Regions from separate parts of the Homo sapiens genome. Here region 1 is linked to region 2. The links are chromatin contacts, found by Hi-C or POLR2A ChIA-PET in ENCODE. All regions are on one chromosome and are shown on one strand. The core of a region is the stretch at or near the end of the contact, and the rest is flanking DNA. Distances in the headings are between cores, read along the strand shown. Region 1 holds the start of SKI (SKI proto-oncogene). Region 2 overlaps PRKCZ (protein kinase C zeta).

What was found. A loop is a pair of places that touch in the nucleus more often than their neighbours do. ChIA-PET counts read pairs that join two places held with the same protein, here RNA polymerase II (POLR2A). Pooled maps may share reads with other maps.
Region 1: a loop to region 2 is called in a map of dorsolateral prefrontal cortex, with 2.0 times the contacts of the local background. The contact joins the promoter of SKI here to the enhancer-like site in region 2. A Hi-C loop is called at or near these places in 2 of 168 maps with a recorded cell type or tissue (CD8-positive, alpha-beta T cell and dorsolateral prefrontal cortex), 7 of 37 single-sample maps with no recorded cell type and 13 of 50 pooled maps. POLR2A ChIA-PET finds 5 or more read pairs at or near these places in 7 of 52 experiments (CD4-positive, alpha-beta memory T cell, K562, PC-9 and 4 more).

The regions. Positions count from the first base shown.
Region 1 is chr1:2,223,388-2,229,971 of GRCh38, reverse strand. SKI (SKI proto-oncogene) reads right to left here and starts at 1,653. Exons shown (of 7, transcript NM_003036.4): 1 at 237-1,653. The coding sequence starts at 1,205. RefSeq lists a silencer at 1,823-2,592 and enhancers at 2,912-3,732, 5,087-5,587.
Region 2 is chr1:2,135,425-2,141,394 of GRCh38, reverse strand. All of the region lies in intron 5 of PRKCZ (protein kinase C zeta), which reads right to left. Among named protein-coding and RNA genes, the nearest start is that of PRKCZ-AS1, 45 kb to the left of the region's middle. RefSeq lists enhancers at 854-1,437, 3,533-4,481. Within about 2 kb of position 3,099, at least 6 of the 41 ENCODE cell types and tissues checked have a DNase peak (open chromatin) inside an H3K27ac peak, as active enhancers do; they include dorsolateral prefrontal cortex, where a contact is called at or near this core.

The DNA of each region.
Region 1 (6,584 bases), core at 404-2,903, 90 kb before region 2:
CCGCCACAGCCCGCACTCCAGGCTCGTCCTGGGGAACGGGCAGGAGGGCCTTCCTACCAAACTCTCTGGCCCTGCCAGTCGGAACACTCTGAATTTCCCTAAAACAAAGCGAAGACTGGAGACATGGGGCACGGCAGAAGCACAGGTCCCAGCCTTCGGAGACCAGAGCCTGTAGTCCAGAAGGGGCCCCCACCCCAAGCGCATCCTCCCCAGCTCCCAGGCCTGGGGCCACTCACCCGGGGCACCCGCCGCTTGTACTTGTTGCCATAGTCGAATTTCTCCTTCACGTCGTCCAGGCAGCGGCCGAGGCGCGCCTGCTCCTCCTTGCCCGTGTAATCCTGGCTCAGCAGGATGTAGGCCCGCCAGTTGGCCGAGTCGAAGCCCCAGTGGCAGGTCCGGTTCTCCAGGGCCTTGTGCGAGTGCACCACGAACTTGTGCGGCGGGTACATGAGGCGGCAGTCCAGGCACTGGATGCAGGCGGCGCTCGGGCTGCTGTAGAGCTCGGGCACCAGCAGCCCCTTACACTTGCCGAAGCACTCGTGGTACACGCGGACGCTGCGCTCGCTGAGCTCCAGGCCCAGCGCCAGGCTGGCGGCCAGCTCCTTCTTGCAGGGCGGCGGGTAGGCGCCGCCGTAGAGCAGCGCGTTGCACAGGCGCTCGGCGTCCGTCTTGGTGATGAGCCCGCACGAGGGCGCCGAGAAGGGCAGGATGCCCATGACTTTGAGGATCTCCAGCTGGTCGGCCGTGCAGCGCGAGCAGTAGATGTGGAGCTCGTCGCACACCGCGTTGATCTGCTGCAGCGAGAAGTCGCGCAGCACCGAGTTGAGAATCTGCGGCAGACACAGGCGCTTCTCGCCTCCCACCACGAAGCACGAGATGGTCTCGCCTTCCAGTACGGTCTCGCAGCGCTCGGTGGAGCGGTCGGACGGCATGAAGAAGGGCCCGGGCAGCACGGGCGGCGGCGGCTGGATGGCGGGCAGGTGCAGCACGGGCGGCGGCTCGGTGGCTGCGGGCACCGGCGCCGGCACCGCGGCCGCGCCCGCCTCCTTGGCGCTCTCCTTCTTGTAGGCCTCCTGCGCCCAGCGCGCCGAGAAAGCGGCCGGGCCGCCCAGCGAGCTCATGGAGCTCAGGTGGAACTGCTCCAGCGTCTTCTGCAGCCCCGGGTGCGGCTGGAAACAGCCGCGGCCGCCTGCCGCCGCCTCCATGGTGCGCTCCGGCTCCCCCGGCCGCTCCCGCTCCCGCGCGCCCGGGCCCCCCCGGCCCCCGCCGCCGCCCCGCGCGCCCCGGCGGCGCCCGCGGCCCCGACCCCGGCCGCCCCCCGCCGCCGGCTCACGGCCGATCACGGCCGCGGCCTCGCCCGGGGGCGCGAAGGGGAAGGCGGGCGGGGCGAAGGGGTCCCGCCGCTGGAGCCCGCCGCCGCCCGGGCCCGGCGCCACATCCACGCGCCCCGCGCCGCGCCCGCCGCCGCCCGGGCCCCCCGCGCGTCCCCCGCGCGCCCCCCGGGCTCTAGGCGCGGGGCATGCCCCGGCGCGCGCCGCCAACGCCAACGCCAACGCTCGCGGGCCCGGGGCTCGCGGGGGGCGCGCGGGCAGGTGCCGGCGCCGCGAGGCGCGAATCGCCGCGGCGGCCGAGGCCGAGGGGCCCGGGAGGAGCGGGGGCGCGGGCGCGGGGCCCGCCGGGCCGTCCTCGCGCGGCGCGCCGCCGCCGCCCCGCTCCTCCCACCGCGAGGCGCCCGCCCGGCTCGTCCCGGCGGCGCTGGCCGGCCGCGTCGCGCCCGCCGCCGGCCCCCGGCCCGCCCGCCCGCCGGCTCCGCGGCCCGCCCGCCCGGCTTCCGGGGCGGCGGAGGCGCCTCTCGCCCGCGGCCCTCAGAGCGCGGCGGCGGCGCGGGGCTCGGGGCGCTCGGCGCACATCCTCCCGGCGGCTCGCTCCGGCTCGGACTGAGCGCCCGGCGCTGAGCTCACGCCGCCGCCGCGCCGCCCCGCCCCGCGCCGCCCGCTCCGCCCCGCGCCGGCCCCGCCCCCCGCGCTGTTTGTTGCCGTGCGTCCGCCTCAGCCCTAGCGCTGGCCAAGAATGTGACCCGCTCCCCAGCCGGGCTCTTCCAGGAACGCGCGCTCCCCGCCCGGACTCGGCCGCGCTCGGCTCCGCTCGCCCGGGACTCGGCCACGCTCGGACCCGCCCTGCCATGACTCGGCTCCGCTCGGCCGGGACTCGGCTACGCTCGGCCATGCTCGACTCCGCTCGGCCCCGCTCGGCCCCGCCCGCCGAGGGCCGCTGGGCGCGGGCGGAGGCGGAGGCGGCGGTGGCGCCCGGGGCCCCCCTTCCGGCCGAGGCCGCTTCCTGCGCCGCTGGGAAGGCGCCCGTCTCGCCGCCGTCGGGGCCCAGAAACCCACAGGCCCCCGCCACGACCGCAAACCAGCTGGGGGCGGCCGGGGGGCCACGCCACGCACCCGGGGTTCTCCCAGGGTGGGACACCACACAGCGGGGAGGCCCCGGACGCCTCTGGGGTCCCACACACTACCGGGACGCCACACGGTGACCTGGGGTCCCACACACGAGGGGGACAGCGGCCACGCCCAGGGACCCTGCGCCGAGACGGGCACCGCGTCGCGTGACCCTGGCGGCGCAGCCCGGCGGCCCCCGCTGCGCCGTGGCCGGTGGCTCGGTGGCCGAGTGTCCGCGGCTCCCGGCCGCGCCGGCCCCGCCCCGCCCGCCGGCCCCTGGCGGAGTGTCCCTGCTGCGCGGGCCGGGGGCTTCGGGCCTGGGAGGGGCGGCGCCCGGTGCCCCAGACGCAGCCGGTCTGCCAGCCACTCCTGCCAGGTGGCTTATCAGGACTTCGGCCCCGCGGGGCCCGGCGTTCGGGCCGGCGAGACCCCTGACCTCCGCCCCGGGGCCGTGGAGCGCTGAGACGTCTTTCGGGGTCGGATCGGCCGGCCCTCCACGCCTGGCCACGCAGTGGGAGAGACTCAAGCCTTGGCAGGGCGGGGAGCGGGAAGCCCGGGGCCCCGAAGTTGGACAGTCGGCCGGGTGGTCTCCAGGGGAGGCAGCTTCCAGCGAGGCCTGCGGGCGCAGGGACGCAATGGTGTGTTTGGGGAGGGGCAGGGCTCGGTCTGTGCTCGCCTGAGGCGGAGGGACATGCCCCACGGGCCGGGGGTGCCCAAGCTGGCCTGGGTGCTGGGCGGAGGCGAGAGGGCCACGCCGCTGCAACCTGAGTGACCTTCAGCTGGGACCTCCTGCCCCTCACTTCCCCAGTGGAGGCTGGAACCTGCCTCAAACCAGCACTCCTGGGCGCAGTTCCTATCCTGGGGGAGCCGGCCCGGAGTCCCTGTGCAGGTCTTGGCCGGACCTGCGGCAGGGCAGGTGTCTAGAGAGGCAGCCAGGACCTACCTGTAGGTGACCCCAGGGCGGCTCCATACTCCCTCTCTCCGCTGCCTTGGGGGTTGTCTCCTTGTCCTCACACTCCACACTGTCCCCCGACTCTTCCCATTCACTCCGTTGGCCCCCACAATTGGAGGCCAGGCTTTCTCTGTGTGTTCACACACCAGAAAGCTGGGTAAGAAGATCATTTCCTTAAAAGTGATATTTAACCCGGCAAGGTGGCTCACGCCTGTAATCCCAGCACTTTGGGAAGATAAGGCAGGCGCATCGCTTGAGCCCAGGAGTTCAAGACTAGCCTGGGCGATATAGTGAGACCCTGTCTACAAAAAATAATTTTTTTTTTTAATTAGCCGGGCATGGTGGCCTGCACCTGTGGTCTCAGCTACTTGAGAAGCTGAGGTGGGAAGATTGCTTGAGCCCAGAAGGTTGGGGCTGCGGGGAGCCGTGCTTGAGCCTCTGCACTCCATCCTGGGTGATAGGGACACACCCTTTTTTTGAGACAGACCCTGTCTCAAAAAAAAAAAAAGGGTCAGCCTCAGTGGCTCATGCCTGTAATCCCAGCACTTTGGGAGGCCGAGGCAGGCGGATCACGAGGTCAGGAGATCGAGACCATCCTGGCTAACGGTGAAACCCCGTCTCCACTAAAAATGCAAAAAATTAGCTGGGCGTGGTGGTGGGCGCCTGTAGTCCCAGCTACTCAGGAGGCTGAGGCAGGAGAATGGCGTGAACCTGGGAGGCGGAGCTTGCAGTGAGCCGAGACTGCGCCACTGCACCCCAGCCTGGGCGACAGAGCGAGACTCCGTCTAAAAAAAAAAAAAGGATATTCAGTCCAGACGCAGGGGCTCACGCCTGTAATCCCACCACTTTGAGAGGCTGAGGCGGGTGGATTATTTGAGATCAGGAGTTGGAGACCAGCCTGGCCAACATGGTGAAACCCCCTCTCTACTAAATATACAAAAATCAGCCGGGCATGGTGGCACATGCCTGTAATCCCAGCTACTCGGGAGGCTGAGGCAGGAGAATCGCTTGAACCTGGCAGGTGGAGATTGCAGTGAGCTGAGACTGCACCACTGCACTCCAGCCTGGGCGATGGAGTGAGACTCTGTCTCAAAAAAAAAAAAAAAAAAAATAGAAAAGGGACTTATTTGTTTTCCTGGAGATAGTTTCGTTGGCCCACGTTTTGGACAAAACACAGCTAGTGTTGCACTTGACGTTGTCACTTCCTTCCATCTGGATTTGAATTCCATACAACTCAGTCAAATTGTAACTCAGAGAAGGTGGTTGCAGCCAGGCCTGCTGGGAAGTGTCTCCAATCAAGCAGAGAATTCCTCTGGCTCCTCTGGTGGACCAGGGGCTCTGTGCAGGGCCCCTAGCATGGGCAGTGCCCACCCAGAGCCTCTGCTTCCTTCTGTGCCTCTGGCTTTGCAGGGTCCTAGCCAGGGACCAACACTTTGTCCAGAGTGCGGACCCCTGGGAAGTAGCCATAGGTGTGCCATGGAGTGAAGGTGCGGGGACAGGTGAGGGCCTCCAGTTGGTCTCTGAAGCTACCTCCACCTTTGTGGACTCTTGAGACTTCCTTCCCCCAATATGTCAGAGCTTCCAGAGGAAGGCACCCACCCCACCAAGGGTCAGAGCAGCCACGCCTAGAGGGAGCCACCAGGGTCCACTTTTCTTCCTGAGCTTGGCAGGGAAGAGGGTGGGGGGTGTCTCCCGCCTGCTGGCCTTCCACCCTCCAGCCCCGCCCAGCAGCTGCCCAGGCCAGTCGCCCACGCGGGCCACCATACTGGCAGGCCGCGGGTTAAGGCTGCAGGCACAGCCACAGCGCGGAGTAGGGTGGGATGGACGTGGTGCCTGCCCAGAGAAGCCCTGGCATGCGGGCAAAGGCAGGGACCTCCCAGCTTTCTCCCTGGCCCCTACCACGGTGACAGGCTTGGTCAGCTAGTCATGAGTTTGTCCCCTTGTTCGATGAGCTCCTACCACTGTAGACACTGGGATCAGGGTAAGGAGACCAGGTTGTACCCCGTGTGGTTCCATTCTGGTGTGAGAGACAACAGTCAATCAACAAACCTGCTAGTACGGGAGCGAGATCTTTCAGATCCCCAAAAGGCGCGGAGTGGCTGGGGCTGGCTGTAGGCAGGGAGGGCCTCCTGGGAGGCTGGCCTTGGAGTTGAGACCCCCACCTTAAGGAGCCAGCAGTGTGGAGATGAGTTGGATGGCGCCCCAGGACCAGAAAGAGGAAGACACTGGCAAAGCAAGGGGTACCCCAAGCTTTGGGGGAACTTGGAAACCTTGGTGGGGAAATGCATCGCAGACCAGCTCTGCTCCACCCTGCCTTGCCCTGCCCTGCTGCCACCCACTCTCTCCTCCTCAGGAAGCAGAAGGAAGGCCTTGTAGCAGCCAGGCATAGACTGCCATTGGCAAAAACATGCTCAGTTACTGGGAAAGAAACCTTCAAATGTGAAAATAAAAATTGCTCAAGTAACATCAGCTTCGTATAATTTTGTTTTGTTTTTGTTTTTGTTTGAGATGAAGTTTCGCTCTTGTTGCCCAGGTTGGAGTGCAATGGTGCGATCTCAGCTCACTGCAACGTCCATCTCCCAGGTTCAAGCGATTCTCCTGCCTCAGCCTCCCGAGTAACTGGGATTACAGGCGCCTGCCACCATGCCCAGCTAATATTTTGTATTTTTAGTAGAGACAGGGTTTCACTATGTTGGCCAGGCTGGTCTTGAACTCCTGACCTCAGGTGGTCCACCTGCCTCAGCCTCCCAAAGTGCTGGGATTACAGGCTATGCCACCGTGCCCGGCCAGTAGAAATTTTAGAAAGACCTTTGTCTTACTTTGGATTCCCCCAAACATAGGCCCTGAGACAAAGATTTTTATTTTACTTTATTTTATTTTATTACTTTATTTTTGAGACAGAGTCTTCGCTTTGTCATCCAGGCTAGAGTGCAATGGCACGATCTCGGCTCACTGCAGCCTCAGCCTCCTGCATTCAAGTGATTCTCATGCCTCAGCCTCCCGAGTAGCTGGGATTACAGACATGCGCCATCACACCAGGCTAATTTTTGTATTTTTAGTAGAGACGGGGTTTCACCATGTTGGCCAGGCTGGTCTCAAACTCCTGACCTCAGGTGATCCGCCCGCCTTGGCCTTCCAAAGTGCTGAGATTACAGGCGTGAGCCACTGTGCCTGGCCTTTTATTTAATTTT
Region 2 (5,970 bases), core at 1,850-4,349:
CAGCCTGGGCAACAGAGTGAGACTGTGTCTCAAAAAAAAAAAAAAAAAAGAAAAAGAAAAACAAACAAACAAACAAAAAACAAATTGACCAAGGTTCCTTTCCGTGGGGAGCCACCCTTACCTGGGGTCAGGCCAGGACATCTGCTGACAAGGGCAGTGTGAATCTGCCAAGGGTTGGCACCCACCACAGAGACCTCACGTGTGTGCTTTGTAAGTGAGGCTGCCCAAGCTCTGTCAAAAGCTCTTGTTTCAAATCTATATTTGAATAGTAACATTTCAGGAAATGTGACATTAAAAAAATAAAACCTAAACCCCAAGTTTCCATTCTCAGAAACTCAGAGGAATTCATAGATTAATGGGTAAAAACGTTTTAAGTACGTCTTACATGCTGCCAACTTGTTCCTTGCTCATATTCCCTCCCTCCGACAGCCTCGCGCCTCGCTCTGTTCCCCAGGCTGGAGTGCAGTGGTACGATCTTGGCTCACTGCAGCCTCCGCCTCCTGGGTTCAAGCGATTCTCCTGTCTCAGCCTCCTGAGTAGCTGGGATTATAGGCACCTGCCACCACGTCCGGCTGATTTTTTATTTTTAGTAGAGACAAAGTTTCGCCATGTTGGCCAGGCTCGTCTCGAACCCCTGACCTCAGGTGATCTGCCCGCTCCAGCCTCCCAAAGTGCTGGGATTACAGGTGTGAGCTACTGCACCTGGCCTCCCTGCTCACATTTTCTTTCTTTTTTTTTGAGACGGAGTCTCACTCTGTCACCCAAGCTGGAGTACAGTGGCATGTTCTCAGCTCACTGAAACCTCCAGCTCCCTGGTTCAAGCCATTCCCCTGCCTCAGCCTACCGAGTACCTGGGATTACAGGCACCCACCACCACGCCTGGCTAAATTTTTGTTGTATTTTTAGTAGAGACAGTGTTTCACTATGTTGACCAGGCTGGTCTCGAACTCCTGACCTCAGGCACTCCGCCTGCCTCGGCCTCCCAAAGTGCTGGGATTACATGCGTGAGCCACCGCGCCCGGCCTCCTGCTCATATTTTCAATCGCCCATTTTCATGTTTTAGACCTGTCACACCCTTACCTATTCTGATGGTTGGAGCCTCTGTCTGGGCTTTTACCAGCTTGGACTCAGGATATCCTGCTTCCCACTGTGTTTTGTGGTTTTCCATTGCGAGCTCAGATGCCTGATTTATTTATCATCAGGAATTCTTTGATGCTGGCTTGAAAAGGAATTGCATTGGCCTCTGCCAGCCACCTGAGGGCACTGCTTGGACCAAATCTGACAGGCACTGCTGCTCATGGATGGCATCTTCTGATCTCCCTTCCCCACCCTCACTCTCTATAGCCTCTTCTCCAGGGACCCAAGTGGTCACTCCTCTGTCCACTCATGATAAAGGCCAAAGTCTTGGGCCATCCACCCAGCTGTCCCTGCGGCACTTGTGCCCTATGTGCCACCAGCAGAGGGCTCTCCAGCAGCCACAGCTCAGAGACGTGGCCCTACCATGGTTTATACCCCACGTGGTGGAGTGGGTTGTTCACAGCAAAGGGAGTAGCTAACTCCAGACACGATTCCCACTCTTGCTTGTAAAAATAATGCTGAGCTGATCTTCCCCATACACAAACCTCCGAATGACGGGTGATTTCTTTTGAAGAGAGGCAGGATGGGAACATCGCTGCACATTTCTGCGTGATTTCCAGAGAGTAGGGTCCATGCCTGTCCCACATCCCCAGGGTTGGCAGACCCCATGACAGCAACCCTGGGCTTTAATTACTTTTTTGTTGTTTTGTTTTTGTTTTGTGTTGTTTTGAGACAGAGTCCTGCTCTGTCGCCCAGGCTGGAGTGCAGTGGTGCCATCTCGGCTCACTACAACCTCTGCCTCCCGGGTTCAAGCAATTCTCTGCCTCAGCCTCCCGAGTAGCTGGGATTAGAGGAACCCACCACCACGCCTGGCTACTTTTTTTGTATTTTTAGTAGACACGGGGTTTCACCAACTTGGCCAGGCTGGTCTTGAACTGCTGACCTCGTGATCCACCCACCTCGGCCTCCCAAAGTGCTGGAATTACAGGCGTGAGCCACCACGCCCGGCCGGCTTTAATTACTTTTAACATCTTTGATGTTGACAGAGAAAATGTCTTGTGTTTCCCTGATCACCTGTGGAGGTCATGCTGTCCTCATCTCTAAACAATTACAGTCTTACTTCATTAACCATTCACACCGGTTCTCAGCTTCTCGGTCCCAGCATTTACCAAAAGCCTTTGTGTAGGAGCTCTTCAATTCTAAGTGTGAGATGTCTGGATCTCTTCTGGGTTTTACGTGCTACAAACCCCTTTCCTGTATGTTTTTTGCATTTAATTTGGAAACTGAAAAAATCTGAAAATTCTGTGTGGCTGAGTCTAAAGACCCTCTGGTCCTCACTGCCCGGTTTTTCTCCAGAGATCTGCACAGCTTCTAGGTTTCTTCTTTTTATTTATTTGAGACGGAGTCTCACTCTGTCGCCCAGTGGCACAATCTCAGCTCACCGCAACCCCCGCCTCCTGGGTTCAAGTGATTCTCCTGCCTCAGACTCCTGAGTAGCTGGGATTACAGGCACGTGCCACCACGCCTGGCTAATTTTTGTATTTTTAGTACAGATGGGTTTCACCATGTTGGCCAGATGGATCTTGAACTCCTGGCCTCAAGCGATCACCCATCTCGGCCTCCCAAAGTGCTGGGATTACAGGCGTGAGCCACTGCGCCGGGCCCTGTGATTTTTTTTTAACCTCAATCCACCTGCCGTTTACTGTGATGGGAGCCAGCAGCCTGGATTCCTACCCACCTCACCCCCCATTCCTGGGCTGATAATTAACCAATCACCTCCTCAGGATTTACTGGAGGATCCCTTCCCTCCTCTGCAAGAAGTGCTCAGCCCTGGGCCAGCTCTGACCCAGCAGTTCTGTTCCACTGAGTGGGCTTCCCTGCCACCCCCGGCACCATCCTTCATGGAGGAGGCAGCCCCTCCTCACCTCCTTCTTCAGAACCTCGCTGGCTCTCTCCCTTTGGCTCCCCCACTGAACGCTTCCTTCTCAAAGTCCAAGGGCAGTGCTTTCAAGTGCACAGAAAGAGCTGGGCGGGGAGCCCAGTCCCCAGCGACGGATGCCCACTCTTTCATCCTCGCTTCACCAACAAAGAGGACGGAAAAGTCTCTCTTCTCCTGGGTGCTTGTTCCCCTTTAAGTCTTACTGATTCACACAAAACCAAGTGCTTTCCTCCTGAAATGCCCCTTTTAAGTGACAGCAGAGGTGATCTGAGTGGTCCTGCAATTAACATGAAGTGAGCACTACATGGAGCGGCTCTGAGGTCCGGACAGAGAACGTTACGAGCAGGTGGCGAGATCAGAGCCCGGGCACAATTAGGCGGGAATCGGACAGGCTGAACTGCAGGGCAGCCGCCCTCCCTGAGCAGTCAGGTTGCAGGCTTTCGGGCCACTCTCGCCTTGGCCTCTGTGTTTGTGAAACTGGCTCGTTCACACGCCCAGAAGGGCTGTACCTCCACAGCAGAGCGGGGCTGTGGTGGGTCCACCTGCCACCCTTTCCTCCAGTGTCTGCAGGAAGGAAAGGAAAAGCTTTTGCTCACTGGTGGTGGTGGGGAGGGGGAGGGTCACTTATGGTCTGCACCTGCCATCGGCAGAATGGACTTTTCTCCTCAAAGCTGCACAGTGAGAGGCCACACCCTGTGCTGCCCGGAGCCCTGGCCCATGTCACTGGGTGGGTAGGGTTCACTCTGGGCTAATCCGTCATGCAGAATGACAGAAGAGACAGATACAGAGGAGGCCATGTGGAGACGGAAACAGAGGTGAGTGGTTCCTCTGCCAGCACAGGAACAAGGCTGCCCGCAGCTACCAGTGGCTGCGGGGGAAGGAGGGCGCAGCCCTGCGGCACTGTAATGGGTCACACCAGGCGCCGACTTGACTGGGTTGAAGGATGCCTAGAGAACTGGTGAAGTATTGCATCTGGGTGTGTCTATGAGGGCGCTGCCCTGAGACTGGTATTTGAGTCAGTGGACTGGGAGGGCAAGACCCACCCTCAATGTGGGTGGGCGGTGGCGTCCAATCAGCTGCCAGTGCGGCTGGGGCAAAGCAGGCGGAAGCAGGTGGGAGAAGCAGTTTTCCTGGGTCTTCTGGCTTTCATCTTTCTCCCATGCTGGATGCTTCCTGCCACTCGTCCTACCCTGGGACATCAGATTCCAGGTTCTTGGGCCTTTAGACTCCGGGACTTATTAGTGGTTTGCCGGGGGCTCTGGAGCCTCTGGCAGAGGCTGAAGGCTGCACTGTCGGCTTCCCTGCTTCTGAGGCTTTTGGACTCGGAGTGAGCCACTGCTGGCTTCTTTCTTCCCCAGCCTGCAGCTGGCCTATCGTAAGACTTCGTCTTGTGCGCCCGAGGGCCAGTTCTCCCTAATCAACTCCCTTTCATGTACATGCATCCCATTGGTACCATCCCTCTGGAGAACCCTGACTCATAAAGACACCTTCGTTTTGGACTTCCAGCCCCAGACTGCCGGAGAGCAAGTTTCCATTGTTTAAGCTGCCAGTTAGTGGTGCTGTGTTCTGCAGCCCCAGAAGACTCACAACGTGTGTCCTCAGAAAAGGCGGCCAGGGTGGGCTGGGGTGCGGACGGGATCTCTGTGCTGCAACACTCCCTGGCACCATACTCCACAGATATTCCCAATGTGGCCACCTCCAGCCACACTCTCCTGAGTCCCAGCCTGAGCCAAACTGCCTGTTCACCCACACCCACCTGCCCTAAGCACACAGCCGCCTAGGCTCCCCATTTCCTGGTGTCCCCAACCTCGTCCTCAGGGCCTCCCAGACACTGGCTGGACTCTCCCGTGCCTGCCACATCCTCGGTGCTCCTGGCATCTCCTCTGCACTGACCTCCCAGGCAGTATGATCAGATGCCTCCTCCTCCAGGAAGTCCTCTGGGCTCTCCAGGCAATGTCCAGGTCTTCCTAGTGCTGACCTGCTCATCTCCTGGAGCCTAGTTCCCACCACACCCCTCTTCAGTCACTCAGGAGCTTGTCCTGCATCCTCACCTGTGTTAGCCCCAAGAGGAATGGGAGTCCAGACCCACTCTTGCCACATGACAGGGACCGAGCACACGCAGGGGCAGGAGGAGTGGCTCACATGAACAGAACTTCCTGATGGTCTAGAGGGCAGACCATGGGAGTAGAAGGAGGGGCAGGTGACTTGAGGCCGCTCCAGGAGACAGAGGTGCCGTACACCCAGCGGAGGTTGACACGTGAGGCCACGTGGCAGGTGAGTGTGGAATGCAAAGGTAGCCCCAGGGCCACCGCTCCTGTGAGGGGCTGTCAGGGGCTCTGTGTGGAGTCCCGCAGTGGGGACAGGCCCTGTATACTTCCACGCACCCCCAAGACACTCCCTGTGTGGGACCAACTCCAGGGCCACCAAGGCACACCCAGACACCTCCCCTTCCACTGTGAAACAGAACAATTACAAAAGCATCTGAATCACCCATTTCATAGGAACTAGAAAAGCATCATAAAGAGAAACAAGGAAAATAAGCTAAGTGTCCTCTGGAAAGGGCCCCCGTGGGTGGCCGCTGGGAAGACAGAGGCCCAAGCAGGGATGGGGCTGAAGGAGCTTCCAGGGTTCACGGAGACTCTTAGCTACTAGGCAACACTGTGTGCGGCTGAAAACACACACCCTGGCGCTACATGCGGATGGAATGCGGCCGCCCCACTCTGGATGCAGGCAGGCTGGGGCCTCAGGCCAGTGAGCCCTGAGCCCTGATAAGAGTCACACAGCCAGGCAGACACAGACAGCATTCACTGGGCAGCCACCACGCAGGGAAAGGCCCGGAGGGCACTTCCCGCCTCAGACAGCCCTAGTCAAAGCCTCATCCTGCACCAGAGAAAGCATTTCTGTAACCTTGCCCTCGGGCGCCAAAAAGAGCCCAGCCTGGGCTCAGCGGGACG